Linked DNA regions of Mus musculus: regions 1 and 3 are each linked to region 2. Evidence: chromatin loops called from intact Hi-C (ENCODE). Cell type or tissue: heart. All regions are shown on one strand. Links, peaks and the distances in the headings refer to the core of each region. The heading gives the core; the rest is flanking DNA. Region 1 overlaps Sdcbp (syndecan binding protein). Region 2 holds the start of Nsmaf (neutral sphingomyelinase (N-SMase) activation associated factor). Region 3 has its middle 59 kb from the start of Nsmaf.

Evidence for each region. A loop is a pair of places that touch in the nucleus more often than their neighbours do. Peaks named below come from ENCODE experiments on the same cell type or tissue, not always from the same donor. Only the 100,000 strongest peaks of a DNase experiment are listed, where the experiment ranks them.
Region 1: it touches region 2 in a loop (2.1-fold over the local background); 7 of 42 quality-filtered maps call a loop at or near these places.
Region 3: it touches region 2 in a loop (3.0-fold over the local background); 4 of 42 quality-filtered maps call a loop at or near these places.

What each region holds. Positions count from the first base shown.
Region 1 is chr4:6,369,852-6,375,972 of GRCm38, forward strand. All of the region lies in intron 1 of Sdcbp (syndecan binding protein), which reads left to right. Among named protein-coding and RNA genes, the nearest start is that of Sdcbp, 7.2 kb to the left of the region's middle. In heart, for the core only: no CTCF peak of the experiment used is centred there; no DNase peak of the experiment used is centred there.
Region 2 is chr4:6,451,021-6,457,141 of GRCm38, forward strand. It overlaps Nsmaf (neutral sphingomyelinase (N-SMase) activation associated factor), which reads right to left and starts at 3,251. Exons shown (of 31, transcript NM_010945.2): 1 at 2,965-3,251. The coding sequence starts at 3,023. In heart, for the core only: a CTCF peak has its summit at 3,292; DNase peaks (open chromatin) are centred at 2,661, 3,061 and 3,141; H3K4me3 peaks cover 1,987 bases; H3K27ac peaks cover 1,759 bases.
Region 3 is chr4:6,509,937-6,516,057 of GRCm38, forward strand. It overlaps the pseudogene Gm11801. Among named protein-coding and RNA genes, the nearest start is that of Nsmaf, 59 kb to the left of the region's middle. In heart, for the core only: a CTCF peak has its summit at 3,245 (motif pointing right); a DNase peak (open chromatin) is centred at 3,235; H3K4me3 peaks cover 249 bases.

The DNA.
Region 1 (6,121 bases), core at 1,471-3,970, 82 kb before region 2:
GTTCTAAAGGATTAACATGAGAACTCTTCCCTGGTATTATCTTGTAATTGGCATTGGTTATTATAAAGAGTCAAGAGTAGTCATAGTTCTGCAAAAAAGAGCTAAATACTTCTGACACTTGGAATTAGATCAGAGACTTAGAGCAGGGGCTTCCTCTCTGCCTTGTGACTGGGGATGGTGGAAAGCCAGGCAACAGTTTATGGCAAAGGATGCAGTAATTTATAGGATGCAGTACAGGCTGCTTAGGGTGGTTTTATAATTGATTGCTCTGGAAATAGCAACTAAATGACCCACTTCAACTTGAAAAGGACCTGTTTGTTTTTCCAGTTACTGTATGAAAGATAAAAAACGCCTCTGGTTTCATCCCCTGTAATGATAAACACTGAGCTTGTGTGATTTTGTTGGCGTTTTGGAGCACTATTTCTTATGCAAAAGTTAAAAACTGGAGGGTGCAGAGAGGCTGGAGCGAGTCTTGATCATGCAAAAGGAGGTCATTGAAGGCCCAGTTCTCTCTAGGAGCCTCCTGCTTGTGTCCACTCCTGCTCTTGTCAATTGTGGGGGGAATTTTATGTGGTGCCGGGAAGCTGGGGCTGCTTGGGGAGAGTGCATAGGTGGCTGTGTAGAAGACTAGGATTTCTGAGGGAAGATGGGGTGTTAGCTCTCCTGTGCTCTCTTCTAGACTGTCCAGTTAAAGGTGACTTTATTCTAGAGGAAAATTGCTAGAGCAATTGCTATGCATGAGATCTGTGACATCTCATTTGGTCTAGGTCAAAAAAGACTGACTGGATTTTTAGGCAGAGGAGAAACAAGGTGAGAACAGCATGGAGAGCCAGCATGAGGGAATGTAGCAGACTCAGCCAGTTCTTAGAGGGAAGGAAGGGGCCAGAAAGAAGGGCTAACCCTTGGCTCCAGCTGAGAAGTAGAGCAAAGTGCAGAGGCTTGAGGGAAGGAGCAGTGTTATCAGAGGTTGGAAAACTTTTGTTCATCTAGAAGGAAGCTATTCAATTAATTGCTTATATAGAAAAAAGAAACAAAACACAGTTGGAGGCTGTGATTGGCCTAAAACGAGAGCATCTGGTCCTAATGCAGAGGGGCTTGTTTGCAGTGTTGGGAGGGAAGAACACACGGATGGAAGAGTGTTTCCCATAGCTGCTTGTGGGATCGGCTAGCCACTCCTGCTCTGAGGCCCTTTCTCCTATCTGCTGCATCTCTATTCCATTTGTATGCTCTATTATAAACTGGAAATAAGTCGTGTTTTACTGAGATTAGAGTAGTTCTATCAAATTATTGAAGCACTTGATTTGTAGCCATCATGCAGATACAGAACTTGGTAATCCTACTGTGGGAGAATAACACTGCTACCACAACTTTTGAGGCAAATTTGAAGCAAGCTTTATTAAATGCTAGACAGAATGATGGCCACTGGCCAGGTCTATACCTGAGATTCCTAGAAAATGTCTGTGTGTTACATTAGTCAGGTCCTTAAAGAGGCAAACTCCATAAGGCTATATACTTCCCACCTTCAACAGAGGCAGGCATACATCCTGATATACTTCCTGCATATGTGTGGTCAAGCATATCCTGCACAGTTGGGGCAGCCAACCTTGTTTACCGCAGTGGAAACACTTGGCTTGTTTGTTATGCTGTGAACAACCCCCGTCATTCCAGGAAGCTTTCTGTCCTTGGGCAAGTGGTGCTTACACTTAGAGGCATTTTTCTTTTACAGATCGTAATGTAAATATTTCATATGCGGGATACCTGATATGTGACTCCTCTGAAAGGATCATGCAACCTCCAGTGGGTTGAGTCTTGACATACAGGTTGAGAAACTGCTCTAAGTCCTTTACCTTCTATCTGCTCTCCGCATGAACCATAACCCTTCCCTTCTGACCTCTTCCTCTAAGTTCATTAGTTTGACAGAAGTGCTTAAACTTCAGCAAAATACCACTAATCCTTCCCAGTTTATTATATGTATTACTATTATATAATAGATTGAGCCTGTTTCCTGTGGTAACATAGGACCAGTGGTTCTAAACCTGTGGGTCGTTACCCTTTAGAGTTGAACAACCCTTTCACAGAGGTCGCCTAAGACCATTGAAAAACACAGTGATTCACAACAGTAGCAAAATTACAGTTATGAAGTAGCAACAAAATTTTATGGTTTGGGGAGGTCACCCCAACATGAGAAACTGAATAAAAGGGACACAGCATTAGGAAGGTTGAGAACCACTGGCTTAGGACACTAAAACAAAGGTGTGGCTCTGTAATGCTAAAAGCACCTACTCAGTAGGTAAACAGTTATCTGCCTGCCTGCCCACCCATATGACCTCAGATCCTTAAAATACATAGAGTAAATTAGGACAAAGGAGAAACAGGTAATAGCATAATAGATTTCCTTATCAGAGCTCTAAGAGTGGAGAGGATAGCCAAATGGAGCATTAGCAAGCGGTGGAGGGCTTGAGTAGTAGTACTGTAGACCAAATGGACCTAAAGCCATCAACAGGACATCCCATCCATTTCACAGAAGATATTTTCTTCTCAAGTATGTGTGCAGGTCATTTCGTCTTAAGAATTTTAAAAATACTGAACTAGGAAGCATCTTTTTGATGACAGTAAAAGTAGAAATCAAGGGCTGGAGAGATGACTCAGCAGTTAGGAGCACTGACTGCTCTTCCGTAAGTCCTGAGTTCAGTTCCCAGCAACCACATGGTGGCTCACAACCATCTGTAATGGGATCTGATGCCCTCTTCTGGTGTGTGTCTAAAGACAGCAACAGTGTACTCACATACATAAAATGAATAAATCTTTTTTTAAAAAAAGTAGAAATCAAAATACAATCTTGATCACTTTTGTAGGGTAAAAGAAATCGAAGGGGAAAATAGAAAATATCAGAGACGAAAATAAAATAGAATGTATTTAAACTTCTGGAAGAGTTACCGGCAGTTACAAATGTCCAACATTGGTGCTGGGCACTGAACTTAGATCCTCTGCAGGAGCAGTGCATGCTCTTAACCACTCAGCTATCTCTCTAGCCCCTAGATCTAAGTATATGCTTATTAGTGCCCAATTCTATACTTAAAATGTGTTAAAAAGTCAGGAGTGGGGAGAGTAACTAGATTCTAAATTCACACTAAACTGAAATGTATATATATAGAGAGTGAATAACAATTAGAATCTTAAAAAAGAGTGGCGTGGGAAAGTTCATACTCAAAGCTTATTGTAGAGGTCCAGCAACGACCAGGGGGCAGGTCAGAAGGCAGGTCAGAAGGAAGTGGTACCAGAGGTCAGAAGTGATGACACACTAACCACCAGCTGATTTTCAGCTAGGCCACCAAAGCAGTTCTTCTCAAAGTAGAGCTCTATTCTTTTCGAAATCTATTCTTTTAAAGAAACAGTGCTAGAAACAACATCTTGACATGTAGGTAGAAAGAATTAAATTGCATCAGTGCTTCAACTGTGGTAAAAAAAAAAAAATGAAGATTCAAACTAGATCAAAGATCCAAATATAATAGCTAAATCTGTAAAATTCATAGACCAAAGCAGTGTTTCAATGACCATGAGTCAGTTCCTGTATGTTGTCTTTAATGTACAGCTAGCCAGGGGAAACACATTTAACTTTATCAAAGAAAAGACTTTTGTGCTACAAAGAACACTCAAAATTAAAGGCAGTCTAAGGAATGGAAGGAAAATGTTTGAAAATCTATCAGATAGGAGTATGTGATATGTCTGAACGTATACCCGCCTTCAAAATTCATTGTTTAAGTTCTGCAAACATGAAGGTGAAATTGAGTTTTGGGGAGTGAGATTTGGGGGGCTTTGCTCTTACAACCTGAGCTAGAATCCTGACAGTAGAGACACCACAGAACTGTCCTGTCCCTTCTGCCTTGTGAAGGCACAATGGAAAGTGACTGTCTGTGGCACAGGACAGGATACTTCTCCCTGTTCTCGAACCTTCTAGTGTGCAGAACTTTGAGAATTAAATTTGTATTTATAAACTAGCCAGTTCCACTGATTTTGAAACCTGAATGAATTTAGAACCTGATGCCTAGAATTTAAGCAGAACCGTTACCATTCTAAACACTCCAGTTAAATAAACAGGCAGGGGCTTTAAGTAGGCGTTTCTTCGTTGATGGAGGATGTAGGTGTAGTAAGGTAGCAAGTGGCCCAGTGCATGAAAGGATGCCAGTGTCATCATTGTTAGGAGGATGCGGTTCTGAGCACATTGACATGCTATTTCACGTCTAGCGTGGCCGTTAGCCAAACCAGATTGTAGCAGTAAGGAAATGGAGAAATAAGAATTCTGAGAGTATAAAAATAGTGTTATCCCTTTAGAAACAGTTTGATCATTTACAAAAACGTTAAATGTATTGATTTAGAAGTCATGTTCTTAGTTACATATCAAAAGTATAAAAGGCATATCTTTATGCAAAAATTCCTGAAGCATATATATTAATTATCAAGAACATTATTCATTATGGCCCTAAGGTCCAGATGAGAATGACTAAACATAAAGTGGTATAGAAACAATCTAAAATATTCACTTTAAAAGGATAAAATGCTGATAGATGAATGCCGCAGCATCGATGACCTTTAGCATACCATATGGTAGGAAGGAAGCCGACAAAAGGCCATGCATTCCATTAATCTCAGTTAAATTGTCCACAGATGTAAATCCAGAGGCAAGCGGCCTACATGCCTGAAGCTGGAGTGTGGATGGCATGGGGAAGGGGAGAGGAGTCATTTGAGTGCATAATAATATTCCAGTATTAGAAGTGGAATGATTGAATAGCTCATGTTGATATGAAAAATAAATTCTTAAAAAGGATTTGAGTTTTTCTGTATGTCAATTGTTGCCCACCCAAGACATAGAACTCTAATGATTTTTAATAAAATGTAATGGACAGTATTAGTACCTATAGCATGATTAAATACATGGTGATTGGTTAGTAAACAGGAATCCATTTATTTTACTTTTGTTGTTTGAGACAGGTTCTTTCTGTGTAGTCCTGAAACTTGCTGTGTAGATCTGGCTGGCTTGGAACCCATGATCTGCTTTCTTCTGCTTCTCCACATCCAGCTTTTTATTTTTGAGATTATAAAGTAATTACAACATTTCTCCCTTTCCTTTCTTCCCTCTAAGCCCTCCAATGTACCCTCCCTGCCGTCTTTCAAATTCAGGACATCCTTTTTCATCTTATCATGTGCATGTATGTGTGTGTCTTTATATTTATATTCCTAAATGTAACCCGCACAGTCTGTAATATACTTTGCAGGGCTGACCATTTGAAGTTGAATAACCAGTTAGTATGTTCTTCCCTGGGGAAGAGCCCCCACTCCCCAGCATTTTTAGTCGTCTGTATTTCTTTGTGTAGGGTTGAGGCCTTGTGGTCTTTGCCTGTCTGCATTGGCATGTATGTTATTGTCCATATTCAGCTCATGGATAGGCAGCTGTGTTGGTGAGACTTTTATGGACGTATTTTCAACATTACTAGGATACATAGTCTTACAGCAGCTCCCTGATTTCTGATGCCTACAAGCTTTTCCACCCCTCTTCTGAAGTGTTTCTGAGCCTTGGGTACAGGAGTGTTTTGTAGACAGATCCACTGGGACTGGGCCTCACAACTGCATTTTGATTGGTTTTGTGGTTTTCTGTATTGGTTTCTATCTGTTGCAAAGAGAAGTTTTTTGGGTTTTTTTGTTTTTTTTTTTGTTTGTTTTGTTTTTGTTTTTTGTTTTTCGAAGTTTTCTTGCTGAGGGGTGAAACTACACTTTGTGATACAGATACTTAGAATGTAGTTAAGAATTATGCTAGTTTAGTAAAGTGTGGTTGTGTTCTTCCAGTATCCGCAACCTCACTAGCACTGAGTAGTTAGCTAACTTAGGAAATGTATGGTGTCTTCACCATTCATCTCTGGGGCAGTAGCCATAGGGTGTATGTTTTGGGGGTCTCTTAAGACAGCCCTGGCCAATAACTCATGTCTTTCGTTGGGGTGCTGTTGTAGTAAGTAACCATCACTGGGACTGAGAACGTGCACAGAGGGACAGACTGCCTGCTGATGGCTTCGTTCTGGGTCTTGTGAGACGCTTCTTAGGAGACATGGTGGAACGAACTTACAGTGAC
Region 2 (6,121 bases), core at 2,122-4,621:
AAGAAACTATAATTAAGTACTGAATCCTTAATGCCTTTTGCTATTTCTACCACACTTAAAAGACAGAGATAATGCAAATCATACAGCAAAAAAAGCCTCAAATTCTATTTATGAGTAGATTCTTGTTTGGGAATAAGTTAATTTGAGATAATAATGGAATAAGGAAATGGACTACTAAGCATTTTTGATGAAGCCAATGTAAATTCTAAGTTAGTCAAATATTTGCAATATTTATTTTCTCACTCAAAGATTTATATGTTTAAAAAAATGAGCCAATTTCTTTAAAGGCACAATTTTGTGATCCAAAAGCACTCCTGATTAACTGAGCCCTGATTCTGCTATCTATATCTGTTTCTAATGCCTAGCATAACCTACAACGGAGAATAAAAAACTAGAATGTTCCATATTAGAAATGGAAAGTTACACAGGAGAATAACAAATCACTTCGTATTCTAAAAACGTATTATAAATAAATGCAAACTAAATTGATAAGCAAATATGCTGAGTAAAAGAAATTTAATATCAGCATAACTAAGGAACTGCACATCCATGGACTATTTAGAGCAAAGTGGAAGTTTGTGAAATGACTGTGACATACAGGCATAACAGAAACTTCATAATCAATAATGCTTGAGCTAAAACAACGGCTTACAAACCAACAGAATACATCTCTCCTCTTTTCTCTCTCTCTCTCCCCTCTCTCTCTCTCCTCTTCTCTCTCTCCTCTCTCCTCTCTCCTCTCTCTCTCTCTGAAGGCTCGGGGCATCTCAGCCATCTAAACCTCTACATCACCTAAGATGAGAAGAGTTGGGACAACAAAACTTAAACAGAAATATTCCTAAGTGGAGATATCTTCAGTGGTAGTTTGTAGAGCATCCTCATTTGCTTACCCACAGAGCATTTCTGCCATGCCCAAGTATTTCAGAGAATATATTGGAATTGTCTCTTGACTTTTCATTTGCCTTCATTGGCATCTAATCGTGGCCTTTTGAAATAACCAGTAAAGTCAATATGTCTCCTGACATAATTGTAGGGATACAAGAATATTTTATTGAACTATTTCCTTTCTAGTCCTAAAACTTAAGCTTCCCGCCCCCATAAACGTCATCAAACAGCACCAGTGCACGGTTATTTGAAATCTAAGTCAGAGTGCAAGGTTGTATTGTTTAGCAAATAACAGTACAGGATGTCCAGATGGAAGTGGAATTTTAGATAAACAATATATTTAGTCTGTACTGTGGTTTTAGTATAAATATGTCCCCAAATCTACATGTGACATTTGCTAAAAAATTATCTAGAATTAATATTTAACCGAGTCTCATATCGTACCTAACAATTCCAGCCGGTTTCTTTCTCCGGCCCTCTTAAATGCCATATACAATACCAGCGCTGTTCATCTCTATCTCACTAAACATCTGGAATATACCGACTTTTCTCCAGTCTTCTGTCATCACTGCGGCAGAATCTCCCAGGCAGGAGCTTCTACTTATGTGGAAAATGTACCGTATTCTAACTGCAGCTGAATCAGCAGTCAGAGACACAAGCTAACTTCAGTTTCTCTTTCTCTGGGTTCAGTGTTTGGTAGCTGTAGAAATCTAAACCCTCTGTGAGTACACCCAGCAGAGAGGCCCCTGGTTATCTCTGAAGCTAGCCTCAAGCTCTGGGAAAGAACTGTTCTCTGAGATAGCGAAACCCTGAGATAGCTGAAACCCGACACCTTTATAAACACGTTGCCCATTTGAAGCCAATGTTGCCAAAAGATAAGCCAAGAAACGCGTGGGCAGAAATGGTAGATCTGGGTCTCTGTAAGGTTGGTTTTCCAAAGTTAACTTTTAAAAGTTCCCCTTTTTAAAAATGGATTCTATGATTTATAAAGAATCTGCTTGGTTTACGTTCAAAATAAAAATTTGGGGTGATCAGGAAGTAGAAATCAGCTGCTGGTGCTGAGTGTAGGGAAGAGTTGATGCTGGCAGCTGATAAATGTTTGGGCTGGGAGCACTCCTACCTTGGAGTACTGTGAACATATGTACATAATATGTAAACAAACCAGCATTTGCTGGAAATAACCGGGGCAGCGAGTTCCTCTAACATTACAGAGCAGCGTAAGACGATTAAAATAAGTCAGAATCTACGACAAAACACCCCCTGTCCGATTTCGCTGTTTATCACAGGATTGTTACAAATGACTAAGTCCTAGAAACATGACAGGCCACGCGTTTAAAACATTTCAAATGTTAATCTGAATGCTCTTCAATGTAACACAGAGCACCAACAAGTCTTAACAAGTCGTCGGGTGCCAGACAAAGAAATTCCATTTAAATTCCGGAGGTGGAAAGGTAATTTCAGCGCGGACCACCCTGCCAGCCCACTACATCTTAGAGAGAGATGCGGGGCTTGGGGAAGAGGGCGGGTTGAGCAATAGCTACAGGTGAAGCCTCCGCAGAGCACCCAGAATAAAAGCTGCACCTGCATTTCCTGGCATAGCCTGCTTCGCTGGATCCACTCAGCAACAACGTGACCGTCGGATCCCGGCTCCCACAGACAAACCCGCATCTCAAAACAAACAAACAAAAATGTAGCCCGCGTTCCCGCTGGAACCACAGCTGGGTCACAAAACCAACCGCCCTGGGAGGGACCCACGGGGCGGAAGTGCGCTTTCCTGTGCGGGGACGGGATCTGAGGGAGGCCGGAGCTCTACCCACGTCCTCCCTGGGCCGCGGCTGACCGCGGCCGCCCCGCCGCACGCGCTTCCCCAACAGCCTCCCATGCAGGGCGCGGAGGGTCGGTGGGGAGACGCCGGCGTGGGACGGCGGGCGGGCGGGCGCGGGGACCGCCCTGCCTTCGCGTCCCCAGGCGCCCCCGCCAGCCGGGCCCACCCGCGCGCGGCTCTGCGGCCCCGGAGGCGGCCGCGGCCTGCAGGAGAGTCCCCGGCTGCCGCCCGGCCCGGCCTCCCGCCCCGCGCACCTCTCCTTGGAGTAGAGCTGCAGCTGCTGCTCGCGCTGCCTCTTCCGGGTGAACGCCATGGAGGCCCAGGGCTCGCAGGCCGCCGACTGTCCCGAGCAGTCCCGAGCGGCCGCACCGGGCGGGCAGGCGGGCGGGCGGCCGGGAGCCCCACGCTGCGCCCCAGGGCCCGCGGCGTCCGGACGGCGCTCACCGCAGCATCCTCGCGTGGGGACTCGGGCGACGCCGTGACTCAGGCCCGGAGGAGGGGCGCGCAGTGACCTGAGGCCGCGGGAGCCGCGTCCTACACTGCCCCGACTAACCTCTGCAGCGCTGCTGCGGCGAGGATACCTCCCACGTGAGCCTGAGACCTGCCCGGGAGCCCCCCAGTTCGTTGGCGGCGGGGATTTGAAATAACAAGGTTTTTGGATGTTTAGTCCCAAATTTCAGTCTTTGAAATAAATAATCGATGGGATTTTATTTTATTTTTTTCGCCCGTGTATGGTGTAGCGGTTCTTAGTAATATTCATATTTAGGTTGCAACTATTATCACAGTGATGGGATATTTTTACTATCTCAAAAAGAAACCTTTACCTTTTAGCAATCACTACTCCTAGGTGCATCTCCACAAACCTTTGCCCTAGAAAACAGTACTTAACTTTCTGTCTCTGTGAATTTGCCTAGCCTGGACATCTAGAATAAAAACATCCATACAATATGTGGTCTTTGTGTCTGATTTCTTTCATTTAGCACAATGCTTCCAAGGTTCGTCTGAGGTATAGCACAAGTCAACATTCTATTCCTTTTTATCACGGAAGTGTATTCCATTGTATCACACACTGCATTCCTGTTAATATATTCAACAGTTGCCAGGCACAGCAGTGTTCCCACCTTTTGGCTATAAGCATTCACGTACCCGTTTATGTGTGTAAATGCTTTCATTTCTGTTGAGTGAAGTCGAAATCAAAGGGTGGAGTTTCTAGACTGTTTTAATAAGTCCATCTGTGAACTCTGAAAGTCTGCTACTGTGCTTTCAAAGTATCCATTTAACTCCCACTAGCAGTAAAGAAAGGTTCTTACCTTCAACAATACTTACCTTTTATATTCTGTCCTGCCAACTATGACTCGTATTTCATTGGGGTTATGATTTCTCAATACCCTGAGAATACGCTGGATATTGCTTACCTTTAAGGGACTCTCAAATAACAAGCCTCTAAGTTGTGTGTGTTGAAACACTCCTAGTGTTGGCTTAAGAATCAAGTTCTGCAGGGTTGAAAAAAAAGCACAACAATGGCAACAATTAGCTGTCCTTCATCACTGGCAGCATGTGGGGGAAGATCGGAAGTCATAACTGAAGAGACCTGAGTACCCTATGTCAGTGAATCTCTTCCTTTTATCCGAGTGCTGCACAGACTCTGTAACTACCCTAATGGTCCTTGGGAACGAGCTTGTGTGCATGTGTGCACAATGACATAAGATTATGAGAATGGCTAAGATACCATCTGAAAATTTTCTGTGTGGCAAATAGTATAGTAGATGCTATGGACTCAAAGGAGAGAAATTAATTTGGCTGGAATAAAGTAATTAAAAAATAGACCAGAATCTAAGTTTTCTTTTCATTAAACATTGAGGAAAGATGTGGTCCTGGTAGTGGTGGAGAGTGACAGAGTCTCTCCTTGGCCAAATTCTATCCAGGTCCTGAGTTCTCTCAAGCTTTGATCTTAGCTTACAAAAACGGGGGACTTCCATCTCGTTCCCTCTCCATATTAAGAGCCTTAAAGCTCTGGCATCATTTCTAAGGGTTCCTCCGGATGGCCCTAAGCCCCTTTCAGTACCTGTTCAAAGCTGCCAAGAGATCTTGTTGCTGTCCTCAACTACTGTCTACATAGGCTGGAACTCGTGTGGGGCTGGGGAGATAGCTGCCAGCAAAGTATCTGCCACATGTGGGCGGGGATCTGAATATGCATCCGGGCATCCATGTGAGAAAAAAACAATTAAAATAATGAAGCATATCAGGTCCAGCCTGTAACCCCAACACACTGGGGAGTCTGAGGCAGTAACTAACTGGCTAGCATGGCTAGTGAGTGCTGGGTTCTGTGAGAAGCCCTGGCTTTGATGCCTGGTCTCCCAAGGGCACACAGCCCAGGAGCATACAGCTATGAATTCATTTCCACACCTATAACACACACACCACCAACAAAGCACTCCCAAGCTGCTTACATTTGCCAATCACTCCTCTGTTCCTTTGGTATGTTTATGCATCTCCTGCAGCTCAGAAGTATCTCTTTCAAGGTCCTGAAAGCCATTCTTTTGAAATGGGTGTGGGAAGACAGAATCTAACTTTTGTAATTGCTGCTAGCAGACAAGCTGCCTGACCAGCCTTTTGTAGTTTTCTGTTTTCCTAATTCTCCTGAGCCACTGAGCCCTTCCTGAGTTGTCCCTTCAGAGTATTTACTCCTCCACACATCAGAGCTCAGTTCAGCTCCCACACCTATTGTAACAGCGCACTTCTGATTATAAGTGGTCCTTCCTACTTTAGGTGTTTCTTGGACAAAAAGAAGGGAGAAATATTTTTCAAAGGGTCTTTCTTTAACATTAGCTCTGAAGAGAGAGATTTCTGCTATAATAGTTTGTTAGGGACAAGAATTTAAGAGAACTGAGAGCTGGCAGTCTCTCACTTTCCTGACACCTCTCTACCTCACTGGCCTCTCTTCTCTTGTGTTCTGTGTTCTGTGTGTGTGTGTGTGTGTGTGTGTGTGTGTGTGTATAAAAGATGTTCTGGTTTCTATCAAAGTTTCTTCCCAGCAATCAAGAATCTGAAATTATGCTTTCTTCTGTCATTCTCTTAGCCAATCTATCTTCTGTCAGTATTGGATTTTTCCCATCTGAATAGTAACTTTTTTTTTTTCATTTTACTAAAATATATTATTTTTTCCATACAGTGTATTCTGATTAAAGTTTTCCCTCCCTCCACTCCTCCAGGTTCCCCCATCCATTCCCTTTCTGTCTCTCACTAGAAAAGAACAAGCTACTAAGAGATAACAGCCAAACAGGACAAATAAAATATAATAACATGAAGCAAAAATCATCATTTCAAAGTTGGACATAACCACCTAACAGGAGGAAATAAGTCCCAAGAACAGGCACAAAAGTCAGAGATGCTTCTGTTCTCAGAATCAAG
Region 3 (6,121 bases), core at 1,695-4,194, 58 kb after region 2:
AAGGCTTTAGCTTTTTGCTGCTTGCCTTTACTCTGCCTGTTAAGTTCATCTTCTCTGTTTCTGAGGTTAGTGTTAGAGATAACTTCTTCAGGATTCTAAGTTAGATGGAAGACTAGAAGCTCTCCAAGAGTGCTCCAGGCCTGCTGGCCACCCAGCCTTGTAGACTGAACGACTACAGAATTTTCAGCCTGTCTCTGTGAACTAGCCATTGTTGGACTACGCAGACTGCATCCTGTAAGCCAGTCTAACAGATCCCCTTTTAGTATCTATTCTCAGTTCTGGTTTTTAGGGAGCTTTGACTAATATAATTCCACATTGCACTACAGAGATCTTTGCATTCTCATGGATACTGCTGCTTTGTTCACTACAGCAAGGAAATAGAATCCATGTACCTTTCTATTAACAGATGGATAGGTAATGAAAAGCTGTACCTATTTGAAGTGGAATATTATTTAGCTCTAAGGAAAAATGACATCACAAAATTTGTAGAAAAATAATGGACTTAGAATGTACAAATGGGGTCACACAAGGGGGGGATGGCCTGCATGTTCTCTATCACACAAAGGGGGGGGATATAGCCTGCATGTTCTCTATCACACAAAAGGGGGGGATGGCCTGCATGTTCTCTATCACACAAAGGGGGGGGGATGGCCTGCATGTTCTCTATCACACAAGAGGGGGTAGCCTGCATGTTCTCTATCACACAAAGGGGGGGTGGCCTGCATGTTCTCTATCACACAAAGGTGGGGGGATGGCCTGCATGTTCTCTATCAAATGCAGATCCTGGTCTTTATTCTCTACCTGTCCACTGGTGAACAAATGTGTACGTGGTGTAACACTCAAAAAGATAACAAAAAGTATAATTAAAAAAAAAATAAACCAAATACATACTAGTGAATCCGCATACATAGTATGCATCAAGTATGTATTTTGGATGCTGTCTCCAAGTATTACATATTTTCAATGCAAAGCAACTCCTTAAGTGGGTAGTCCATATGTGATTCCACAAGATACTCTTTCTGAGGCCTGAATTTTCTGTCATGTATTTCACTGAATATTCCTATAGGATATAGTTCAAAGAGTAACATGTCAGGAGTTTTTGAAAGCACCAAGAAATGTGCTTTTTTAAATGGATGTTATAATTCTAAAATGTATCATTTCCTGAATAAATTGTACTCCTTTTAAAAAAGATGGTGTAGTCAAGGCTGCCTTTATGAGGTGGAAAGACAAAAAAAGAAAACGCTGTATTCCACACTGAAAAGGGGAATGAGCACTTTAGATGTGGGTCTAAAGTGAGAGGATGATGAGCAAAGTAGAGACTGTTGTGCCCGGAAGCATTCATGGACTCTAAAGAGACCACCAAGAAACTGGTTCCGATGCAATTGCATTTGGGTCTCTTTATTCAAGCTCCAGCTTGGGCTCCCTGCCAATCCTGACACAGCAGGAAGGTGGAGCTCCGAACCTAGTTTTAGGCAAGCATTTATATAGAGGCAAGAAGGAGGTTTCTAGACGGGTACACATCTGATTATGTATGGGGCCGTTATGGTTGGTGCTGGGATCCAAAACATAAATTTAATTTTTGCTTTTCTCCTGATTGGTGGTTGTTAGGAAGTGAAGTGTCAGGAGCGGGCTTGTAACCTGGGTACACAGATTTGTTGGTGAATAACATGGAAACTGGTGCTAGACACACAGTCTTGTTGGGGGCGTAGCCTGGGGCTAGGTACTGGCTTGTTAGTCAACCTTAGGTCAGGTTCTTTAAGATGGAGTCTGAACCCAAAAGATTTGGTCTCTCAAGACCAAACGTAGGAGGAAGCAGAGCTAGAGGCACCCAGGAGGGCAGAGAGCACTCTGGGAAGGTAGGCAGAGTGAAAGTTGTCTATTCCTACCCTCTGGACAACTTTCATAGGCAGGCCAGATAGCCGCAGTCAGACAATCAGCCCTGAGAGAATAACATTCCTGTAACGTTATTCCAAGACGCTGGGCAATGAAGAATACAATCTTTAGAGTGACTCTTGCTAAAAGATGAGCTACTCCAGAGGACCTAGGTCAGGGAACACGCTAGGGATGGGGAGCCCCAATGTGGTCAGCTGGAGCCCCCATGTGAGGGGGAAGTTCCAGTCAGGCAGTTTTGGAGGGGGAGGATAGGCACTGAGAAGGTGAAAGGTGGAGGTGGCAAAAGCTGGCTCAGGTTAGAAAGGTCAGGTTAGTCCTGCTCTTCTCACTCGCAGAGATGCAGTGTGGCAGCTTGAAGGGGTCCTTGCATGGATACAGTCAGGGAAGTGAACCCCAGGAAGAGATAAGAATAAAAATATGGTGGGGCAGTGGTAACACATGCCTTTAATCCCAGCGCTTGGGAGGCAGAGCAGGCAGATTTCTGAGGCCACCTTGCACCCTGGTCTACAGGATGAGTTCTAAGACAGCCATGGCCACACAGAAACCCTGTCTCGAAAAAAACCAAAAAAAAAAAAATCTGGTGCAGACTGACTTCATCAACCTGGATCAGACTCCTGAGAGGTTAATGAGAGGGAGTTCAATGTCAGCATAGTTAAAACAGTACAATTTGGGGAGAGATTTTTCAAGCAATGATCAGGTGCACAAGAAAGCTTAAGGTGTGACTACATAGAAACTCCTTTACAAAGCACACGCGACTATGAGGATGGATGGGCTCTATAGTCAAAAGGCCTAGAATCTAGTGCAGTCTCTGACCCATAGCATAGACTTGTGACATCCACCCAAAAGATGAGTAATGGCCTCTGGAGGGAAGTGAGTGGGACGATCATTTTGAGGGAATTTGGGTGGGGTTTGCTTGTGTTGACATAGGAAAGGACATTAATAAAATCCACTCAGAGCTTTCTGGGCAGGAAAACAGGTATTTTATCTCTCCATTAAGAAAGGGCCTCTGTTTGTTTAGTATTCTTGATTGTCCTTAATGCTTTTCTGTGAGTGCAAGGGCCTCTGTGTTCCCAACAACTCTGAGGTTGAAGTCAGCAGATGTGATGCTCAACTGCTGCGGCCATGTGCATTACCCACCGTCATACGACAACTCCGGAACTTCCAGGGCAGCGTTCATCTAGCAGGATGATTAGCACTCCCGAGGTTTTGAAAGTATGGATCTCAGCGCTGTAGCTGCTCCTCACAACCACAAAGCACTCCAGAAAACACTCTCCCAGGAGCAGACCAGACATCTGGGAGGAGTGAGAGAGCCTACCCCGCCCACAGACTGCAATGATAAGCGTGACCAGCAGATGTCCCTCTTTACCTACAGAGGTGAAAGCAGCTCTGGCCGATTTCACTTGTCCCACATAGACCCAACAACAGCATAAACAATGGGAAAGACAAAGTCCACACAGCGGTCCACTCCCTTTCCCCAAGTTCTGGGCATGTAACTGTCAGTTTCCAGTTTTCAAGGACCAGAAATAAACCGTCCAACGCCTCATTTTCTTTTCCGTTGGCATCTCGTCCCCTTTCTACGCTTTCAGCAGTAATTTTACCTCTTACATTTAAATAGTCGTTGTTCTTCATGCAGTTATCTGACTTAACGTATACATTATTAAATTACTGGGCAATATTTTTGCTTTACCATAATTTATTTATTTCTTCCCCCCCCCGTTCTTTCTTTCATTTCCCTTGTGTCTCCTTTCCTTTTTCTACATGTAACAGTATTCGACTCGTTAGCATGTTGTTGTTCTAAGTACACGTATTTTTATTTCACCTCTTACATTTATTTGATTTTATTTTTAGTCTCTTTCATTACCAGAAAACGTCTCTTGTTTTGTTCTTAATTGTAGTTTCTATCTTCACATGCTCTTTTTTCTTCCTTCTTTTTTAACCTTCTTCCCTACTCAGTGGGCAGCCGCTCACTGTAGTGATTTCTTCTCAGGCTATACCAGCTGCCTCCTAGACATTTCCTGGCACTGCAGAGTAGTTCTGGGAAGGAGGGGAGTGTAAGAGGCTGAAATGTGTTCCCTGAGAATTCATATTTTGAAGCTGCAACTCACAGCATCACAAAAAGGGACCGTATTTGATCACAGGCCTATAGGGAATTGATTAATAAACTGGGGTCATTTAGTTACAGCTTAAGCCCATGCAACCTGTGTTCTTCTAAGACGGGGTGATAAGAACACATGCACAGGGGAAAGACACAGGAAGAAGACAGCCACTTACAATCCAAGGTCAGCTCTCAGAAGAAATAGACTGCTCAAGGCGGGATCTCAGATTCTAGCTCTGGAATTCAGTGAAAATCTGTTTCTGTTGTTTGAGTTTGCGCTACTTTGTTGTGGTGGCAGGAGCAGTCCAAGATCCGTGCTTACTATTATTTTTATGGTCTTGGCTGTTATTTTGTTATTTGTATCACCCTGTCATACGTGCCCACAGTGCTGGCAGGGTCCTTCAGTACAATATTCAGTTGGCTATAAACTGCTTCCTACACCTGGCCTCCTGCCCATGCTTGGAAACTATTATCATTTTAATCCTCATTGCATAGCCTTCCTATTAGATCCTGATGTATATTAAAGGATTATGCCATTTTAAGCTAAATCTTGCTGATAATAGGCATTGCGCACTGGAGTAGAAATGGAACATTAATTGCAAGCATTGAGAATCTTAGGAGAAGTTTTTAATGCGAAATGCAAGTTTTAAGAGTTTGAGGCATCAAAGCTTGATCAGATGGGAGACTCCAATGCTCACACAAGAAGGACCACGCCACTGGAAGAGTTCTGGCAGATGGAAGGGCTGAGAAACTCTGTGTACACTCATTCTATTTAAAATCTCCTGGTTTGTTTAGCTTCACTAATTGAATCAATATTTCTTGTGCTCTCTTTCTCTTTAGAAAAAGCAAAAACACAGCACAAACAGAATGCCTTAGGCATTTCTGTTGTGTTTTGCCTTTGGAAGATTTTTTTTTTTTTAGTGTTAGAATTCCCTCAGTCAATCCGCAATTCTTTATTAAGTTTTAATGTGGTTTAAACTCTCCATCTGTAGGCAATTTATCCTCTCTCCAGTCTGGCAGCAGGGCCAATCATTCCCTGTAGTGTGGTTATGAGCTCCCTCTGGTGGTAAAAACTATAATGACGCATTCATCGGCAGCATCTGCATCCGTTTCATCTCTAGTGATGTCTGAGACCTGGACATCAAAGCAAAGCAATACAATGGCCGCAGACAAGTTCAGCTTCACAGTCAAGGCCATTACTCAAATGCTGCCTGTTGGAGAAGGACCTCATGCCTCTGCTAAGGAGAGCCTGAGAGATGAATTTTGTATTTGTATTGTGGATATGTTCGGCTAGTTTTAATCTAAAATGATGAGAATGAAAGATGTAGGTTTGGTGTTATAGTGTGCTCATATTAAGTCATTCTCGAAAACAGGGACATTGTGACTTTCAGGGACATCAGTAGTTCCTTTCTAGACTTTGGGGTACTAACTGACACAAGGTTAGAAGAAAGGGCTCAATGACCTCAGACTGAGATGTCACTCGCTCACAGTTCTTCTATGCATTTGTGTATGGATGCAGAACACGATCTATCTATCTATCTATCTATCTATCTATCTATCTGTCTGTCTGTCTGTCTGTCTGTCTATCTATCTATCTATCTATCTATCTATCTATCTATCTATTATTTATCATCTATATTCTATGTATCTATCATCTGTCTATAATCTATCACCTATTTATCATATACCTATGTATCTATCCTCTGCCTACCTATTATTTATCTTCCTTCTATCCATCTATCATACTTAACATCTGTCTGTCTGTCTATCTATCTATCTATCTATCTATCTATCTATCTATCTATCTATCTAATGATAGCAAAGCCCATACCAAAAAATTACCATCTTAACCATTTTGAAGTATACAGTTTGGTGTCTGTGCCATTTACACTGCATCTTTGTATATAAATATTCTGTCACGGCCTTCATTTTGTTAATGTATTCAAATTGTAAAGTAGAATTTAAATACTTCACTGTAGTTTGAAAATTTATGGTCTCTCCAAATTCAGTTGTTTGACCTTTAGCCCTCACAGTGACAATGAGGAGGTGAGGAGTCACCACAATCCCCTGATACTTTGATTTTGAGTGCCCTCTTCCCCTCATTCCACAGAATGGTGAGAAATGAATTTAGAT